2 separate regions of the Homo sapiens genome follow, and region 1 is linked to region 2. Evidence: chromatin loops called from intact Hi-C (ENCODE). Cell type or tissue: PC-3. All regions are shown on one strand.

What was found. Peaks named below come from ENCODE experiments on the same cell type or tissue, not always from the same donor. Only the 100,000 strongest peaks of a DNase experiment are listed, where the experiment ranks them.
Region 1: a loop joins it to region 2, with 8 times the contacts of the local background. A loop is called at or near these places in 2 of 110 quality-filtered maps.

The regions. Positions count from the first base shown.
Region 1 is chr10:63,931,638-63,939,637 of GRCh38, forward strand. All of the region lies in intron 1 of LOC124902439 (a long non-coding RNA gene), which reads left to right. Among named protein-coding and RNA genes, the nearest start is that of REEP3, 410 kb to the left of the region's middle. In PC-3, CTCF peaks have their summits at 4,274 (motif pointing right) and 4,478; no DNase peak of the experiment used is centred here; H3K27me3 peaks cover 3,617 bases.
Region 2 is chr10:63,869,065-63,877,064 of GRCh38, forward strand. The region is part of intron 1 of LOC101928859 (a long non-coding RNA gene); the gene reads right to left. LOC124902439 (a long non-coding RNA gene) reads left to right here and starts at 3,525. Exons shown (of 6, transcript XR_007062161.1): 1 at 3,525-3,912. In PC-3, a CTCF peak has its summit at 3,445 (motif pointing right); a DNase peak (open chromatin) is centred at 3,447; H3K27me3 peaks cover 367 bases.

The sequences.
Region 1 (8,000 bases), 63 kb after region 2:
TCTTAGAACATGTTCCTTTAGCCCTTCCATTAATTTTGTAAACTCCAAAATTCCCTGCAGTAAATCTTTTCCTGCTGAAAATACTTAGAGCTCTTTCTGTTTTCTGTATTGAACCTTAATGAATGTAGATCCTTCAAATGGTTAATATCATACTTAACTCCTGAAGTTAATTCTACTTCTTAAGTTTGAAGATGAAAAATAAGGGCACCTTTCACAGAGAAGACCATGCCAGTGTGGAAATGGAGTGCCACAAACCGTGGCATTGACTTGAGTCTGGCTCAGTAATCTAATAATTTACTAGACCAGATGTTCCCTGCTATGAATGTCACTAATGTCTCACAGAAGGTTTAGGTCACTGCAGATTGTACTGGCAACCAGGGCTTTTTTTTTTTTTTTTTTTAAACAGCTCTCTTGGTGCTACAGGTAGGGCTTTTTGGCAAGCAGATGAAGGTAGCCTAAATAGGTGATTGGTATGTATGTTTGTCATTGCCCTGACCTTCCTTAGTTGTTAAGATAGATCAGTGAGTAATGTAGTCATCTTTTCTAGTGGGAAATACACTTTTGTATGGGAATGATTGAACTGATAATGCAAGGTGAAAGTGTTGTTTTGTGTCAAAATATTCATTTCTCCCATAACTGTTGAGTAAACGTAGCCATTAGTGTATGCATACAATTTCCCTTAATCCTCAGAGCATTCAAGCAGCAGGTAGACACTCCCTGCTGAGAAACATATTTGAGTGAGATGAGCATTTTTAAAAGGCGCATGAAAGTATTCACCATCTGGGGAGGCCAGAATCATTCTCCCGTGTTCAGCATGAATTCAGGTGACTTCGGGAAATGGGGAGCAGTGATGTTGCTCTCAATTTTTGCTGCCTACTGATTTCAGCTTTCCTTGTAGCAGCTGGAACTGAAGAATCTCCTGAGCAAACAGTAGCTTAAAGGCGGAACATCTTGGAAAGTGGGAGATGACTCTGAAGTCTTTCAGACAAGGGATGTTCATAGGTAGCATCAGTTCTTATACCAGAGGCATCATTCTTTCTAAGATGGCCCTGTAACCTTTTTCAGTTTTCTGTAGAAATTGCTTTTTACATGTTTGGTTGCTACATAGCAAAATGGCCTTGCCTAATACAGAGAAAACATCCCACTCACTCTATACCTTTTTATTTATTTCATTTAAGTAACACTTAAGTAAATGATGATTACTATGTACCAAATATTAACTCAATTCTTATAACATTCTTTTGAGGTGGGTACTATTATTTCTCCCATTTTTTAGATGGTAAAACCAAGGGACAGAGTGATCAAGTAACTTGTCCATGGGCACACAGCTAGTAAAGCAGGATTCAAAACCATATTGTGGCTGCAGAGTCCCTGATCTGAACCACTGTGCCATAGACTGCTCACCTTGCCTTCATCTCAGAGAGCTTGCCTTGTTGCCTTCTCTTTAAGTCCAGGGCTGCTGCATATTGTACAGATTGTTTACTAGCTGAGGAGGCCCAGTCAAGGGATGTGGGAGCTGAAGTCTAGCTTGTCTTCAGTTTACCAAACTCTGTGTTCTGGTACGCTGCTACTACCCAGAGACAGAGGAGTCTTTATCCAATTTGGACATAGGCCCTGTATGGGATAGCAGTGGCTCATACATTCTAAGGCTCCCTCCTCTACCTTCATACTGGATCCTACCCCTTCCTGTCTCTTCTAATGCCTTGGGGCTTCCTTGACTTCTCAAGTGTGGACAAAAATTTGACCTGATGAATAACATGAAACTGTACCTCTTGATATCAGTTCATTGTCTGCATAAAAGCCTTTAGGATACTTTGAAGCAGTTTTAGCGTCTCTTGCCTATACCACAGAACTAATATTTAAACTCTTTCAGTATCTTATAGCCTTTTTCTGAGAATCTTTAGAAGTGTGGTAGGTCCCTCTTAATTATAAAACTGCTCAAAAATGAAAAGCAAAGTCACCAAAAAGTTAAATTGAAGTATTCATTAAATCATGGAACCCAAATGCCTTTTATAGAATTGTTTGGGAATAGGGAAAGTATGTTTAAGTTGGATTTTAGGGTATCTGGAGAGCTTTTCCCTCTAATCTAAGGGGTTGATAACGTCAGAAGGAGCTGGGAAAGGACTGTGGTGCTGACTGTGAGGTGGTGGCTGTTGGTATGACCTGGTCATCTGCTATGTTCACAGGCTGTGTTCACAGGCTGAAACACCTTTTCTGATTGGCCTCCTAACTCTGCTTTTGCCAACCTCCAATTCATTCCTAACACACACAGCCAGGCTAATCTTCATGGAATGCAAATGTGATCCTGATACTCCTTAAAATCCTTGAATGCCTTCTAATTGCTATTAGTATAAGATTCTTAACATGGCCTGGCCCCTGTCTAGTTCTCATTTGCATATTGACCTGTTCTCCTCCTTTTCACAGTGCTTTAGACCCTCTGGTCTCCTTTTAATTAGTTCTAATGTCCTAAGCTGTCTCCCATTATAGTTTCTTCATATGTGTTTTTTTTAATTTACCTAAAATGTTTTATTTCTCCTCACCTGGTTAACTGCCACACATCCTTTGATCATTAACTTACACGTGACTTTCTTAGGAAAAAATATTAATGTACTGAAAGCATCATGTAGGTGTCCTTGATAGCATCAATTATAGATGAAAATAAAGTGTTTAACACTTCTCTTCCTGGGTAGACTGTAGCCTCTGTTAGTCAGGGGCCATGTTTGCCTTAGTTTTTTCTTCTGGTACCTAAGTATTGAATAAGTATTTGATGAATGAATCAATGGGTGAATAAACTCATTAATGAACTAAGAAGATTTAACTTCCATATGTGACTGTTTTCTTTCCCCACCTAGATTTCACATTTCATGAAGGCAGGAGCCATATCTGTACTCATTTTCATAGGCCCTGAACTGATTAGCCCAGAGCTTTGCAAATGGTGTGCCTCAGTAAAGATTTGCTGGTTAACTAATTAATCTGCCAAGCTCAGATGAATTAGTTAAGGTATGGAAAAATAAGGAAAAGGTCAGGATGAAATAAATATACTGGATCATTCTGATGAAAGAGTGCAGTCTGGTGTTTCAAAGTACAGTGAATGCTGGTCTCTGCTTATGTGCGATGATCAGTTAGTAGATTGTGCCCCATGTTGAACCCTCTATTTTCAACCTGATTGATTGTTTAACTGCTGACTTTTGTCTCCACTAACATGGAGCATAGGTAAAAGTCTTTGACCTGGGTTAGTAATAGCTGCTAATTGTATTTACTCTTTTGTTTCTGAGAGTAACTGGAATTTTTTCCCTCTATTTGTTGATATGCCAAGGACTGTGTTTAATAGGTAGCTGATTAAACAGGTTGTGAAGAAGAAAACAAGATGTCTCCGGTTTTATCTTTTAATTTATTGATTTTGGATAGGGACTACTTTTCATGGCTACAGATCATACATGTTTTCTGCACAATTATCCATATCCAATTCTTCCTGTTGGAAGAGGGTAGGACAGAGTCCTGAGCCTCTTGTTCAGAGGGCACAATCAATCCTCCTATGCCTATTGATTCTGACCTAAATTTGTATTTTCTTTTCTGTCTTTTTTTCTTCCTTTCTACATTAAAATCTGCCCATGCTTGGAAGAAAGACAGAAGAGCTGCAAAACAATTGGAATGGATTTTGCATTTTGTCTTGCTCTATCTGAATTATCATCATCGTCCTCATTTTCATCATCATCCTGTAGTCCCTCCCATCTTGTAGCATATTACAATTCCAAAGCCCTTTCACGTATGTTTACCTCACATGCTTTCCCCCTTGGCCTCAGTTGTTGCTCAATTTATAGCTCAGGAATCTTGGGCTCCCAGAGGTAAAGTGACTTAGGTAAGGTTATATGGCTAGAGAGTGAGTAAAATTGTATATATTTGCCAGGAATCTTCTGATTAAAAGGAATAAAAATCAAATTTCAGTGAGCTGCAAGCTTAATACAAAAAGAGTATATTGAAAAGAGTTTGGAGTTGTTTACAGAATGAAAGAAAGACATACAGAAGCCAGGTCAACTTTTGGAACCGGAGCCAAAAAACTTGAAGCCTACGGGAATTTCTCACACCTTCTCATGTCTGCCAATTTTGGGGTGTTGATATCATTGAGTCAAACTTCCCCAGGTAGTAGGGACATGGTTATCAGTGGGGCTGCCATGTATGGTGTGCAGTGTACAAGTGTGTTCCATCCAAGTGTCACAAATCATACCACACTCAAAGATTTGTATGTTTATTATGATACATTTCCAGCAGATGGCACTCAAGTGTTTTTTCTAACAAAAACACTTTGAGGAAGAGGCACATTTTTCTGTTTTGCACAAAGACTCCTTAAGGGGCACTGGGGATGCTGCTTTCCAACAGTTCTGAGGTTACATTCTTCCTGGTTATAACAAATGAGAAAGATAAACCTTCCCCAGAAGCTCCAGCAGAACGAACCTAGAAAATAACTCTGATGGACCTGGCTTGGGTCCTACCTTGGACCAATTTCTGTGTCTGAAGTGAGGCCCCAGACATCATAATCCACACACACTTTTAGTTTCATATATAAAATTCTGACGGCTGCCTACAAAATGCAGTAGATCCATGTGTAATGACAAGTATAATCCCCCTTCTTCAAGACAGCTGTCCCAAACTATCACCCAACTACTGCATCCATTACCAGGTGCAAGGTCTTGGGTGATATGCATGCTATGGTTTGACTGTGTACCTTTCAAAGTTCAGGTGTTGTCAATGTGATGGTATTAAAAGGCGAGGCCTTTAAGAGGTGATTAGATCAGGAGGGCTCCTCCCCTCATAAATTGGATTCAGATCCTCATAAAAGAGGTTTCACACAGCGTTCTGAGGAGCTTGCCCTCTGTCTTCTACCATGTGAAGACACAGCATTTCTTCCCTTTCGAGGATGCAGCAATGAGACACCATCTTGGAAACAGAGGCCAAACTCTCACCAGATGATAACCAGCTGCTGCCTTGACCTTGGACTTCTCAGTCTCCGGAACTGTGAGAAACAAATTTCTATTGTTTATAAATTACCTAGTCTGTGGTATTTTGTTATTGTAGCACAAATGAACTAAGACAATGCCTCTCAGTCAGGTCAGATATAGCCGCTGGAGATTCTGAAATCTATGGGTGTTGGGGCTAACTTAACTGTTTCTAACCCATCCAAGATACAACAATACAGGAAAAACAGAATAGCTACACTCCAGGGAATATGTCATAGTCCACTCAATAGGACTGTATGCCATATTCATTTTTTAACTCTCTGTCATTTTTACTCTCTTTACTTTTAGGTCTTTGGCATTCTTTTTTTTTTTATTTTTTAGAGACAAGATGTGGCTCTATCGCCTAGGTTGGGGTGCAGTGGCATGTTCTCATCACACGGCAACCTCTGCCTCCTGTGCTCATGCCATCCTCTCATCTCAGCCTCCCAAGTAGCTGGGACTGCAGGCACGCACCACCATGCCGGGGTAATTTTTGTATTTTTTGTAGAGACGGGGTTTCTCCATGTTGGTCAGGCTGGTCTTGAACCCCTGAGCTCAAGCAATTCACCCATCTTGACCTCCCAAACTGCCCGACCATTTGCCCAATGGCCATTCAGCCTTTTGGCATTCTTTTCCTTGATTGTTTCCCTCCATGGCCACAATAGGTAGAGGGGCTGCCTATGGAGGGTAATATTCTTTGAGAAGCCCCTTTGCTATCTTTGTAGTTACAGCGACCCAGGGGTTTACCTTAGAGATTGAATGCTTAAAGGCTTCTAATTTAGGAATTTCTCCAGCAAAATATCTCTTTTAAAGAGCTAGTTTGATTTCAATGTTTAATTCATTATGATGGGCTCTATTGATTTATAGCCAACCAGAAATCTTATTGAGTCATAATATTTGACTCTGGACCTTGCCTTTGAAGGTTTTGTTTTTTAGAAACAAACCTATAGGACTTTGCCTGTCCTTCCATGGCCTCTCTAATAACTTCTTCCTTGGCCCCTGCCTCAGGGCAACTGAAGCAATAGGCTGAAATAAATCAGAGCTCATCTGCAATCAGGCTTCTGTCTACATCCCAATCATTTGTGCCTTATGATGAAAAAACTTACTATTCTTCCTTAGGAAGAGGTGCACAGCAGGAATTGTTTGGGAGAAGCCTGGGTGACCTGCCTTTCCCATTTCTGAGTTATTCCTTACTATCCCCTCTCCTTATCAGTGCAGTGACTTTACTGTGGGGCAAAGGGTTCATCTTTGATGGTTTTGCAGGCAGCATGGCTGTCTGACCCTCAGCGGCTTTGGATCACTAGCCAAAGGCAGAAAGTGCCTCTGTTTTAACAACACCACATATCTATTTATTTTCTCCTATCTGCTTTAAGAAATGCCAATTTGGATTGAGACTTATTTTCATCTTGAAGGATCTTACTGAAGGCCATAAGAACTATCCAGCATGTCCTTATTTTTAAAATATTTTTATACCAAACCACCAAAATGTTATCATGGTCTGTCTGCAAAGATATAACAGGTAATGGTTAACACCTGCTTTGTTTTCCTTTAAGGAGGACTCTGCCTTCCCAGCTGGGAATGGAGGGATCTTGCATTCACCTCTACCTTATATCAACTAAGCCTATCCTAATTCTAAGAGTCTGCCATTTGCATTGCCCTACTTCTGGGTATTAATTTCTCTATTAGCCAGTCATTCTTGTGTTGCTAGTGACAGTGACTCAATTGTAACTAGCATAAGAGTAATTATTGGAAAGACCCTGGGTAACTTACACAAGACTTACAGGGAGAGGTGGCTCTGGAAAGGTCTATGACTGGAACTTGGGATTTGGGAATTGACTATTTCCTATTCCAGATCCTCTCTGGATGCTGGCTTCATTTGCTCTGACTCCTCCACATGGCTGCAGAAAGCTCTGGGTTACATCCTTATACCTCACAACCAAAGAAAAAAGAGGGATTCTTCTCTTCCTGCTCCATGAGGAAAATGCTGGAGAAGGGCTCTGATAAGCCTGGCTTGGATCAGTCATTGGACCTGAGGGGTGGGGTCCTGTAATTGGTTCAGCCTGGGCCTCCTGCCTTCCCTTTAAGCCCCAGCTGGGGAGAGCTTGTGGACAGGCAGAAGGAAGCTACCACCCTAGGTACCTACTCACTAGGCTCTCAGCACAGAGCTCTGCCACCCCACCTTGCTGCCTTTGATATCGCTTAACCGACTTGCCGGCTTATTTTTCAGGTACTGAGAATTCTAATATCCTCTGTGTACTGTGATGATAGTTGCTGAATTCCTGGCTAGCATCATGTTTGTTCTTATGGGTGGTCAAAAATAAATACTCTGGTAGTTTTGAAACCATACCAGAGGAACCAAGGATGTCCTTTTAATAGCAAAAATAAAAACCGTTATCCGTTATCCTCAAAGACAACCAACTTTTCTTTAAAATTACTGCCCCCCCCCCCTTTTTTTTTTCTGATGCCATCCTTCTGGCTTTGGGAGAACAGTCACGTTCTGCCCAGATTATGCTTTTGATGAATGTGGTCTCTGGATATTCAGCTGGGACGGTGATCTACAGAGACAGCAATTGAAATGGCCAATCACAGGAGCCGCCAAATCACGCCTGAGTGCAGGTGTGTGATTAACAGCAGGTGCTGGAGATGTCAGAGCTGGCAAATTGGAGTCTTCCTTTCTCCTCACCTTAGTGATGCTTTAGATTTCCTTGGAACTGAAATTTCTGCAGGAAGACAAACTTTGTCACAAACAGCTGCTCACTGGATACTTAAAATAGGCTGCTTTGCGGTGGGAGTCACTTTTTAAAGGCATATCACCTTTCTAGCTTGACTGTGAATCCCTTGGGTCCTTGGGACCAAGGACCTGAGTTTATATTTCTTTATATACCCACTCTTCCTAGAGGAGTTTTGTGTATGCAGAAGGTGTTTAGCCAGGGTTGGAGGGTTATTATGAAGGCAAGTCAAGAGGTGGAATGTTGGCACCATTGGCTTTAGAAAGTGGATAGAAAA
Region 2 (8,000 bases):
ATTTCTCTTCTCCATATACTTTTAAGAAAAAATTATGTTTCTTCAGCATATCAACTAACATTTATTAAGCTCTTCCTATGCATATGGCACTATTCAAGGCTCTGTATGGGACATAGGTTTGTGTGCCTTTTTCTTCCATAAAAGAGCTTACAATTTAGCTGGGAAGAAACCTGTCTATCCACATTTATGTCAATATAGAGTTACTGCCTCTATTGTTAGTTATGACAAATAAGAGGCACAGATATGTCTTCTAGGACTTCATAGGAAGGAGATGTCGCTGTGAGTGGGCTGTTCAGAGATGAGTTCTGGGAAGTAGTGATCATTCATTCATCCATTCCACAAATACTTGTTGTGCCGGCCACTTGGCAGCTTGCTGGGGCTACGATGATGGATCAGAAAAGCTCCTTGAGAAACTCATGATAGCAGGGAAACAGATGAATAAATAGCTGATTATAATCTAGGCCACGATGACTGGAAAAGGCTGAGCAGTTTGTGCAAAGTTTGGCCTAGGGGGAGATAATGGAGGCAAGTGGGGCTAAAACCCAGTCTCCATCCCCTCTTCCAGGGCAGACATGAGAACTACAGGGACTTTTGTCACAGAGGGGGAGCCTCTTTGCAAATCCTGCCAAGGCATCGTATATATCAGTGGCTGCCCCGAGTGTGATTAATTTTTTTTCTATTTAAAAATTTACATACAATAAAATTCATTTTTTTAAGTGTATAGTTCTGTGAGTTTTGGTAAATGCATAGAGTCATATAACTATCACACATCATGATATAGAATAGTTCCATTGTTCCTCTAAAAAAATTTCCTCTACCTCTTTGTGGTTAAGCCTGCCCTCTTCCCCAGTGCCTGGAAACCACCAATCTGTTCTCCAGTTCTATAGTTGTCTTTTCCAGAATGTCATATAAATGGAGCCATACAGAGTATATAGCCTTTTGGGTCTGCCCTCTTACATAGCATAGTGTATTTGCGATTCATCCATGTTGTTGCATGTATTGATTATTTGTTTCTTTTTATTGATGAGTAGTTTTCCATTGAATGGATGTGCCACAGTTTGTTTATCCATTCCCAGCTTGAGGGATATTCTGGTTGTTTCCAGTTTTTGGTGATGTAGCTGCTATAAACATTTACATATTATTTTCTGTGTGAACACAGGTTTTCATTTCATTTGGGTAATTATCCAGGAGCGAGGTTGCTGGGTTGTATGGTAAGTGTATATTTAGTTTCATAAGAAGCTACTTAGAGATAAAATAAATCTAAGATGAAACAACTTCCACTCTTTTATAGTAGTTATGCCAGTTTGCATTCCTACCAGCAATGTATGAGAATTCCAGTTGCTCTGTATCCTTGTCAGCACTTGATATTCTTCTTTTTTAATTTAGCCATTCTATTAGTGATGTAATAGTATCATTGTGGTTTCAATTTGTTTTTCACTAATGACTAGTTATATTGAATGTATTTCACAGGCTTATTTGCCATCTATATATCTTCCGGGTAATGTACCTGTTGAAATCTTTCCCCATTAAAAAAAACTAGATTTGCTTGATGTGGTTGAGTTTTGAGAATTATTCTTTTTTTTTATTTTCCCAGACAGGGTCTCACTCTGTCTCCCAGGCTGGAGTGTAGTGGCACCATCATAGCTCACTGCAGCTTGAACTCCTGGGTTCAAACCATCCTCCTTCTTCATGAGAATTCTTTATATATTCTCAATACAAATCCTTTGTCAGATGTGAAATTTACAATTATTTTCTCCCAGTTTGTCCTTTCTAGCTATGTCTTTCTCAGAGCAAAAACTTAAAAATTTAATAAACCCAACTTACCAATTTTTAAATTTTTCTTTTCTTTCTTTCTTTTTTTTTTGAGATGGAATCTCGCTCTGTTGCCCAGGCTGGAGTGCAGTGACATGATCTCGGCTCACTGCAACCTCTGCCTCCTGGGTTCAAGCAATTCTCCTGCCTCAGCCTCCCGAGTAGCTGGGATTACAGGCATGTGCCACCACGCCCAGCTAATTTTGGTATTTTTAGTAGAGACAGGGTTTCGCCATGTTGGCCACACTGGTCTCAGACTCCTGGCCTCAAGTGATCTGCCCACCTTGGCCTCCCAAAGTGCTGGGATTATAGGCGTAAGCAAGTAATTTTTAAATTTTATTGATTGCAATTTTGTTGTTATATCTAAGAACTGTGTCTAACTCAAAGTTACAAAGATTTTTCTTCGAGAAATTTTACAATTTTAGGTTTATATTTAGGTCTGTTATCCATTTTGAGTTAATTTTTGTATATGGTACAAGATGTGGATTGAAGCACTTTTTTTTGTACATATGGATATCCAACTGTTCCAGCATTATTTGTTGAAAAGACTCTCTTCATTAAACTGCTTTTGCTTTTTTTAAAAAATCAATTGGTCATGTTTATGTGGGTCTCTTTCTGGGTTTTCTATTTTGTTCCATTGATCTAAGTGTCTCCCCTTTCTCCATTGTGAGTGTGGTAGATCTTAAGTCAGGAAGAGACACCGAGTGAGAGGGGAGCATTTGGGAGAGGACATGGGAAGGCGAGGAAGGGCTGGAGACTTTCCAGGCAACATAACCTTTAAGCCGAGATCTGTGTTGGGTAAGAGTGAGAGGAAAGAGGATGGGCAGGTATCATAGGTCACTTAAGCCTTAGGAACGTTCTGGGCAAACGCTGGAGGGCAAGAGGGAAGTGGGTGGGGGCAACGGTATGGTTCACAGTGTGGTTGGAGCAGAGTATAAGAGTCAGGTTGGAGGCCGGGCGCGGTGGCTCACGCCTGTAATCCCAGCACTTTGGGAGGCCGAGGCGGGCGGATCACGAGGTTAGGAAATCGAGACTATCCTGGCTGACAAGGTGAAACCCCGTCTCTACTAAAAAATACAAAAAATTAGCTGGGCGTGGTGAAGGACGCCTCTAGTCCCAGCTACTCGGGAGGCCGAGGCAGGAGAATGGCGTGAACCCGGGAGGCGGAGCTTGCAGTGAGCCGAGATTGCGCCACTGCACTCCAGCCTGGACTACAGAGTGAGACTCCGTCTCAAAAAACAAACAAACAAACAAAAAAAGAAAAAACAAAAAAGAGTCAGGTTGGAGACGACTCAAGTCAGGGTCAGGTCAAGAGAGGTGTCGATTTGATCCCAAGGGTAGAGTGGATGTATTCATTTCAGAGGAGGGCGTTTAAGCAGGTCAGCAGGATGAGTGAAAACACCACATTCAGAAGTTCTCTGCTGTCATTCGATCAGTGCATCTTCCCTAGCTCTAAAAGAGGGAGTCTGGCTTCTCAAAAACAGCAGACCCCAGGCCCAGCTGCCCAACCATTTCCCGGAGGGAGCAGCCCTCTCAGCCCAGGAGTTGGAACCTGCTCTTCATTTTTCCCTCTTGCCTTGGCTGTGTAGCAAGGCCTTGGTGAATCGCAGTGCACTGCCTGGCGTGGAGCAGCAGATGGCAGCAAAACCAAGGCTCTTGGAGCAGAAGCAGCACAGTTCACGGCCTTCAATCCAGAGCAGCTTTAATATTGCAGCAATTTGGATGTCTGCATAAAAGCAGACTTGTTTTTTTTTCTCTCCACTTCTGGCTCCTGGAAATAATATTCTCTTAACCTTTTGGAATTAAACCAGCCAAATAGAGTGTAACATGTTTCTTAATCATTTGGGCCACCTTCTCCTTTCTGAATGGATGTTGGTTTCAGTGGGAATGTTTTCTGTGGTTGTGGATCATTGAGAAGATGGTGCTGATTTGCTCTGGTAAGCTGAAGGAACAACCAGGCACGTGGCATGAAGTGAAATAAGGACAAATGCAAGAGACATCCTGGAGACAGGCAACTGAGGACAAAGAAAGTCTGTGGGGAAAGGGTGGTGAACCAGGTGCCCACCTGCCAGCATTATTGCTGAGGCACATCTCAGCCAGGTAAGCCTCTTCCTCAGAAAATTCTCCTCTCCCACTGATCCCACTTCCAGAATTTCTTTGTGGACCAGGATGAAGATTTTCAGACTTCAAGTGTTACTTTCTTGGGGAGCTGGAGCACTCCCTCCCTCCCCTGGTACCCTACTAGACCAGGTGACACACTCACTCAGTTCAGTGCAACTTGCCTTCATGGTACTTTTCACAGTGTGTAATTATATGACTGTGGGACAATACAATTGGTGTCTCTATCCTCTACTAGACGGTAAACCCCATGAAGGCAGGAATCGTTTTTGCTTTGCCTATTTCTGTATCCGATAGGTCTGGCATAGTTGCTGGCATAACTATGACACAATTATCTGTTGAGTAATTCCATGATTATATAAGCAGAAGAGGATATATAATAGAGAGGCAGAGAGCCAGATTGATCTGGGTGGAAATCTGGTGTTATTCTTATTAGTCTGTTTTCATGCTGCTGATAAAGACATACCCAAAACTGGGAACAAAAAGAGGTTTAATTGGACTTACAGTTCCACATGGCTGGGGAGGCCTCAGAATCATAGTGGGAGACAAAAAGCACTTCTTACATGGTGGTGGCAAGGGAAAATGAGGAAGAAGCAAAAGCGGAAACCCATGATAAACCCATCAGATCTTGTGAGATTTATTCACTATCATGGGAAAGATCAGCCTCCATGATTCAATTACCTCCCTCTGGGTCCCTCCCACAACACGTGGGAATTCTGGGAGATACAATTCAAGTTGAGATTTGGGTGGGGACACAGCCAAACCATATCACTGTTACTCATCCACTGCATGTACTGGGTATGTTGCTCCAAATTTCAGTTTTCTCATCTGTAAAATAGAAACAATGGTACCTATCTTGCAGGCTGGTTATGAGTATACAATGAAATTATCTGTGTTAAGTATTTAGCCCAGTACTTGAAAGTAAGTGCCTGTACATGATAGTTACTTTAATTTTTACGATAGAGCCTTCATATGCAATTTGCCCAAGGAAACAGCATTGGTCTGATTTCAAAAGGAGATGAACTGACTAACGTGAGAGCTTGTTTCATACAGTTTTGAATGGAGAGAGGAAGAGAGAGTTGTTGGAGGTATGGTGTTGCTGCTGTTGCTGCTGAAATGAGTGACTTGAAAGTCCCAAAAGTGTTAAGATGTTCTGCACTAAGGTGTGTGGGAAAAGACTGCTCCAAGTCACAATAAATAATAAGCTGACTAGGTGAGGCCATATCCTCGTTTAAAAAAAGAAATACAGTGGGATTGTTGACATGGGTGTCAAGAATGTAAGGCTGAGCAAAGCAATTAGACATTGAAATTCCACCAAGACAGTGTTAAAAGAATTGTGTTCAGTTCTGCACTCCACACTGGAAGAGTAGTGAGATTAAAGGAAGCCGCCACAGAGAAGGGTGAGTACTGATGTTCCCTTCCCAAAAAATGCTTTCAAGCTGTTACATGCATGCTTTATATTACTTAAAAAAGCAGAGCTTTTGAAAGTGCTTTTAAATATTTGGGAAATTTATTCATAATAGCCAAAAAGTAGAAACAAGCCAAATGTCCATCACTTGATGAATGGATAAACAAAGATTGTTATATCCGTATAATGGTATACCATTCAGGCATTAAAAAAATGAAGTTATAATACGTGCTATAACATTGATGGACCTTGAAAACATTATGCAAAGTGAAATAAGCCAGACACAAGTATTGTGTGATTCCACTTATATGAGGTACCTACAGTAGTCACATTAGTAGAGAGAAAAAGTAGAATGGTGGTTGCCTAAGGCTGAGGGAAGGATAGGGTGGGGAATAGTGTTTGACTACTAATGGGTACAAGTTTTATTTTGGGGTGATGGAAATGTTGTAAAGTGAGATTGTGGTGATTTTACAAGTCCATGAACATACAGGAAACCACTGAAGTGTAATTTAAATGAATAAATTTTATGATATGTGAATTATATCTCAATAAAGATGTTAAAAATATTAGGGAGCGATCAGAGATTCATAACCCAGGCTGCATATTACAATATTTGGAGAGGCTAAAAAAATATCACTTCCCAGGATCCCACTGCAACCACTGAGATCTGAATATCTGAGGGGTGAGGCATAGCCCTGGGCATTTGTGAAGCCAGGATTGAGAGACTCTGCACCGGTTGATTGAGGGATTAGATTTTAACTTTTCTGCCCCTTAAGAACTCACTGAATAGGCACATGATTTTGTTGTTTTAATGATATAAGGCTGCATGTTCAAAATAATTTTCCTTAGCTTTTCTTGGAGGCAGAACAGTGGCTGAACTGTATGGTCTTACTAGGAACTTTCCCATTTTAGGATTTTATAATTACATTTATCTTTTGCAAATGTCATTAAAAGATACAAATATTTGTTCTGAGTAATGCCTGATGCTTTAGTGCAACCAGAAACATTCTATTCGTTTATTTTTCTTATTTTTTCCCACTGGCTTTCTTAAGGTATAACTGACAAATAAAATAATGTGTATTTAAGATATACAATACGATGATTTGATATACATTTATATAATAAAATGATTACCATGTTCAAACTAATTACTACATTCATCACCTCACAGTTACCATTTTTTTGGTGGTGATAACACTTAAGATCTACTCTCAGCAAATTGCAAGTATACAATACAGTCATATTGACTGTAGTCACAGTGTTGTACATTAGATTCCCAGAACTTCATCTTATAAATGAAAGTTTGTACACTTTGACCAACATCTCTTCATTCTGCCCTCTGCACCATGCTTCCCTGCACTACTGGCAGTCACCATTCTGTCTTTTTTTAAAAATTTTTATTTTAGATTTGGGGGTACATGTGAAGGTTTGTTACGTAGGTAAATATGTGTCATGGGGGTTTGTTGTACATATTATTTCATCACCTGGGTACTAAGCCCAGTACCCAATAGTTACTTTTCCGCTCCTCTCCCTCCTCCCACCTTCCCCCCTCAAGTAGAACCCAGTGTCTGTTGTTTCCTTCTTTGTATTCATAAATTCTTATCATTTAGCTCCCACTTATAAGTGAGAACATGTGGTATTTGGTTTTCTGTTCCTGTATCACTTTGCTAAGGGTAATAGCCTCCAGCTCCATTCATGTTCCCACAAAATACACAATCTCATTCCTTTTTATGCTGTATTCCATGGTGTATATGTACCACATTTTCTTTATCCGATCTGTCATTTTTGGTCATTTAGGTTGATTCCACATCTTTGTTATTGTGAACGGTGCTGCAATGAACATTCACGTGCATGTATCTTTATGGTAGAGTGATTTATATTCACCTGGTATATACAAACTAATGGGATTGCTGGGTTGAATATTTCTGCTTTTAGCTCTTTGAGGAACCTTCATATTGCTTTCCACAATGGTTGAACTAATTTACACTCCCACCCACAGTGTATAAGTGTTCCCTTTTCTCTGCAACCTCAGCAGCATCTGTTATTTTCTGACTTTTTAGTAATAGCTGTTCTGACTGGTGTGAGATGGTATATCATTGTGGTTTTGATTTGCATTTCTATAATGATCAATCACCATTATATTCTTTGCTTCTATGACTTTAGCTTTTTCAGATTCCACATATAAGTGAGACAATGCAGTATCTTTCTGTACCTGGCTTATTTCACATAGCATAATGTCATCCAGTTTCATCCATGTTGTCACAAATGACAGGATTTCTTGTTTTTTTTATGACTCTGAAGTATTTCATTGTGCATGTACTACATTTCATATATCTGTTCATCTGTTGACAGATATTTAAGTTGATTCCATATCTTGGTGATTGTGAATAAAGCTGCAATGAACATGGAGGTGCAGATATCTCTCTGACATATTGATTTCATTTCTTTTGGATATACAGTTACGCACCACTTAATGATGTTTCAGTCAACTATAGACTATAAACATGGTGGTGGTCCCTTAAGATCTTAATATCATATTTTTACTGTATCTTTTCTATGTTTAGATATGTTCAGATACACAAATACCATTGTGTTACAGTTGCTTACGGTATTTGGTACAGTAACATGCTGTAGAGGTTTGGAGCCTAGAAGCAACAGGCTA